2 separate regions of the Homo sapiens genome follow, and region 2 is linked to region 1. Evidence: read pairs that join two places in POLR2A ChIA-PET (ENCODE). Cell type or tissue: A673. All regions are shown on one strand.

The links. Peaks named below come from ENCODE experiments on the same cell type or tissue, not always from the same donor. Only the 100,000 strongest peaks of a DNase experiment are listed, where the experiment ranks them.
Region 2: POLR2A ChIA-PET joins it to region 1 with 5 read pairs; 4 of 35 experiments call an interaction of 5 or more read pairs at or near these places.

Annotation. Positions count from the first base shown.
Region 1 is chr21:25,727,821-25,730,320 of GRCh38, reverse strand. It overlaps ATP5PF (ATP synthase peripheral stalk subunit F6), which reads left to right. Exons shown (of 4, transcript NM_001003703.2): 2 at 520-690. The coding sequence starts at 527. Among named protein-coding and RNA genes, the nearest start is that of ATP5PF, 5.8 kb to the left of the region's middle. In A673, no CTCF peak of the experiment used is centred here; no DNase peak of the experiment used is centred here; H3K27ac peaks cover 428 bases.
Region 2 is chr21:25,551,824-25,554,323 of GRCh38, reverse strand. No RefSeq gene overlaps it. Among named protein-coding and RNA genes, the nearest start is that of MIR155HG, 9.1 kb to the left of the region's middle. In A673, no CTCF peak of the experiment used is centred here; no DNase peak of the experiment used is centred here.

The DNA.
Region 1 (2,500 bases):
GTTCTTCTGGACTTTGATTTAGTTGTTACAGTATTCTTAAATGGCTGGAATCCATTTGTAACAGGCAGAGCAGTTTCTCCCTCTGTGGGCCTGTGAAGTACACATTTTCAGGTTGTCATGCCCGGCTGAGGTATGGGAAACCTTGTACATTAGTTTGGGGGCCAGTGTACTTTTCCTGTTAGGAGCGGACAGTGTTGCAACAGTCTACCTCTACTGTTTTCTCTGATCCATGACTAAGTTCAAGGGGGAAGAAATACCTCACCTCACATTTTGTGCTCTAACCCTGATGAAGCTTCAGGCCTGAGTTTCTAACTGTTCCATTATCCCAGAGCCTTTTGGTTAAGACCTAAAAAACTTGCAATGGGGAATAAGGAGGAGAAGGGAACTGTGGTCAGGTATAGACTGAGATCTGATATGATGTAATTCTGTAGCAATTAGTAGAATTTGATTCTCATGATATATTTAGAGGTGATTTATAATAAGTATATTAACGTTTCTGCTGCTTGTTTTCTGTAACAGAATCAGCATGATTCTTCAGAGGCTCTTCAGGTTCTCCTCTGTCATTCGGTCAGCCGTCTCAGTCCATTTGCGGAGGAACATTGGTGTTACAGCAGTGGCATTTAATAAGGAACTTGATCCTATACAGAAACTCTTTGTGGACAAGATTAGAGAATACAAATCTAAGCGACAGTAAGTGAATAAATAACTACAGTGTAAATATAAATATTCAAAGTATGTAAGTTTCAAGGTGGTAATAAAAATGACTTGGTATTTGAAAGTATTAGACCTTCACTGAGCTCATCTCTGACATAGAGGTTCATTAGGTGCCCTCAAAAAAGAAGATAAGGATCTTGATTTTTTTAAGTCAGAAACTGTATCTTTATATGAGTTACAAGGGAAAATCCTACTAAATTTATTGCTGTTTAAAATACATTCTTACTGTCATGTCATGTATTATAAACCACATCAATTTATAGAAATACATAGGGTCTTGGAAATCATTTAGCAGCTAAGTTTGAAAAAAGTAACTCCCTTAGACATTGATTAGCCGAAGATCATAAAACTAATTGGGGAAAAATATATTATCAAAGTATATTTTAGCCTCAATTTAGTGGCCTTTCTGTGACATTGTAATTTGGGGGAAATGTATAAACACAGCTCTTTTTTTTAAAAGGCTATTTCCATAGTTACAGATCTCTGAGAATGTATATTAAAGGACAAAAGACTCTGAAATGACATAATGTAAGTCCAAGAAAAACAATTGTAGAACCATAGTTTTGGAAAGGAATGACCACCTTAGCTGTCATCAGGTCCAAACCCAAATCTTAGGAACAGTGAGGCGCACCAATTCATAGTTCCATTTTCTTTCATATAGTTGTCTACTGTGTGTAAAGCACTTGGCTATTAACCGTGATGGGCCACAGGGCATTTTTACAATATTCTTAAAGTCCGATAGGAGTAGAAAGCTTCTAAGCAAATAAATACAATATAAGGTAAAATGAGTTAGGTGCTAAGGTAGGGAAACGCTGGGTGCTTGGGGAGTTCATAGGAAAGAATACTCCTTTCCAGCTAGAGGCATTTTAGAGGCTTCTTGGAAGGCAGTGTTTGGGTACTCATCCCTCTTGAGAATCTCATGGACAACTGTGGATCATCTTCCCAGTTTAAAGAAAAAAACGTGAAGAATTTACTCACATCATTTTCCTTATAGCATGAAACAGTTCTCAAACCCACAGGAGGCCTTCAGTAGACCTGTACACCCAGGGGTTTACTCTAGGTTTTAAAGATCAGTGTATGAAGGTTGGACAGATAAATGAGGGTAAGAGGAGAGTATCTTTTAGGAGGAAAGAATGGTGTGAACTAAGGCATGAAAATGCCTTAGTTTGTGCTAGAAAGCACAAAATATATTTGGTGAATGGTATAATTCTATTTCCCTGGAGTATAGGGTATATGAAGAGTATAAGGATGGTATGGGGTTAGAATGAGGGATTATGGAAGGCCTTGATTGTAGACTGAGCAAGTAAGATATGTGGTAGGCATTTGTGAGAAATTACAGCTTTTTGAACATGACTGTGGGGATGGAAGATTACTCTGAATTAGGAGGATAATTTTAACCAGGGTATTGGAAGGATTGAAATGAGAAGAGAGCAAAGACAGACATGTTAGCAAAATGTAACCTAAGCATTAGTTGATGAGAACCTTGACTTTATAGCAGTGGTAATGTAAAAGTGACAGAGTCAAGACATTGAAACACTGATGCCTGGTTTTGGTGAGCTGCTGGAGAGGAAGAAGAGGGAACAATAAAAGAAAACTGACTTTTGAGGCGAGGTAACTAACAAAGGTGTTACCATTGCCAAAACTGAGGAGGAGAAATAGTGAAGGGATTAAAATGTAGTAAGTTACTCTGTGCTTTGTAGACATGGTAATGAAACTCTGACAACAACCCTATAGATGTTACCCCAATTTTATATATGAGAAAACCAAGGCTGAAAGTTAGAATTTG
Region 2 (2,500 bases), 180 kb after region 1:
TCTTCCACAAAACACTAGAACATGAGCACAATTCAGCCAAGTTCCTTGCCACTATGTAACAAGGGTAACTTTTTCTTCAGTTTCCAATAAAATGTTCCCCATTTTCATTTGAGACCTCACCAGAATATCTGTTAACATCTATATTTCTGCCAACGTTCTCTTTATGTGTATTTACCTTTTCACTGAGAAGATCGAAGCTTTCTTTCCAACTCTCTATTTCCGTATGAAACCTCACCAGAAATTGCTTTTAATGTCTGTATTTCTAGCATGGACCTTAACACTCTTCTAGCCCCTACACACTACTCAATTCCAAAGCTGCTTCAACATTTTTAGGTATTTGTTATAGCAGCATTCCATTTCTTGGCATCAAAACCTGTATTAACCCGTTAGGGTTTCCATAACAAAATATGATAGACTGAGTGGTTAAAAGACAGAAATTTACTTCTCATAGTTCTGGAGTATGGGAAGTCTAAGACCAAAGTGCCAGCTGGTTAGATGCCTAGGAAATGCTTTCTTCCTGACTTGCAGATGGCCACCTTCTCATTATGGGCTCATGTGGAATTTCCTCAGTGTGTGCATTTAGAGAGAGAGATCTCTCTCTTCCTCCTCCTATGAGGGCACCAGTCCTATTGGATTAGAACACCATCCTTCTGACCTCATTTTAACCTTAATTCTAAAAGCCCTGTCTCCAAATACAATCATATTGGGGGTCAGGGCTTCAACATATGAATTAGGTGAGGGGAGGTACAATTCAGTCCACAACACTCTCTGACTATGAAAGTGGTTTTTGGCTTTCTTTTTGTATTCTTCTTTTTCATTTTTTTCAGGTTTTTAAAAGTATTTATAGGGGAAACATACAGGGGTGAGGACCATCTTTGGAGACCTCAGAATGGTATCCTCTATACCTCTGGGCAATTGCAACCCTCATGGGTCCTTGCTCAGAAGCATCTCACCAGTCTCTGTAGGGGCCTCATCTATGATTTCTACAGGTGTGTATGCTTTTTGTAATAAATACAATAATTTCAGTTTTCTTTTTACCAAGCTTTATTTTTAAATTATTCAGCTATCCCAATGGCCTTTTAAATCCTTTTTTGCATCTCCAGGTCTGTTTTAAGAACAGCATTCTAATGTTAATTCTGTTGAATATAATTTTAAACTTATCCCGGTGCTAGGTTTAGGGTGTGGGACAAAGTGAATCCAAGGGAGTAGCATGAATAGGGGCAGTAAACTGTGGAAATGAGCTAACCTTGAGCTTCAAGATTATCATTCGTGTAAACAAATGCATTACGAAACTAATACAAACATACCCAAGAGGTCACTTGACATTATTCTATTTTACAGAAAACGTATGCATCTATATAAGTTCCAGGCTCAGTTATCTCTGAAATAACAAAATGCTTTCAGGTAGATAAACACAAAAGGAATATCTCAGTTTCCCACGTTTTCTTCAAGCCTCAAAGGAATGTGTAGTTAAAATTCTTTTTTTTTTTTTGTAGAAGTGACCAATATCTTTGATATCATCAGAGAACAAAACTTTAGTCATGCTGATTTCTATCCTGTATTTTGAACACAGCTCTTTGTTGGAGTTCTATATATTTATTCTTCTAAAAAAATCTTCCCTGACTTATCCAGCTTTCATAGTCTAAACTTTTTGTCCAAACTCTTATGGCACTGATGGTCAGATTTCTTTATTATTATTTTAGAGACAGGGTCTCTCTCTGTCACCCAGGATGAGTGCAGTGGCACAATCATAGCTCGCTGAAACATCACATTCCTAGCCTTAAGTGATCCTCCCATCTCAGCCTCACATGTAGCTAGGACTACAAGCATGTGCCACCATGCCCAACCAATTTTTTTTTAAATTTTTATTCTTTGTAGAGACAGGGTTTTATTATGCTGCCCAGGCTGGTCTTGAACTCGTGGCCTCAAGTGAGCCTCCTACCTCAGCCACCTAAAGTGCTGGAATTACAGGCATAAATCACTGCATCTGGCCCAGATTTCTCTATTATTAACTGTTGCATTTCATACTATATCATTTGATTTTCTTATTGAGCTGCATTATCAGTGTTTGTTTTTATCTTGCTAACATAAATGTAACATGTTCAAGAACTGGATTCATGTTTTATTTACTAAATTACTATTCCTCATAATACTTAGCATAGTATTTAGTGTTAGGTGCAAGGTAGTTAATCAATAAATTCTGAATTAAATTAACTTTGCTAGGAAACAGGAGGCCAACAGAAGAATAGCAAGTGTATATATTCAAAGATGACCTAAACAGGGGTGCAATTTTGACTCAACAAATTAAGGGTCTATGAATGTTAATAAATACAGTGTTTGGTATATTTGGCATATCTTTATATAGTTTGGATATATGTCGCTACCCAAATCTCATATTGAAATATAATCCCCTTGGAGGTAGGGCCTGGTGGGAGGTGATTGGATCATGGGGTAGAGTTCTCATGAATGGTTTAGCACCATCTCCCTTGGTTCTGTCCTC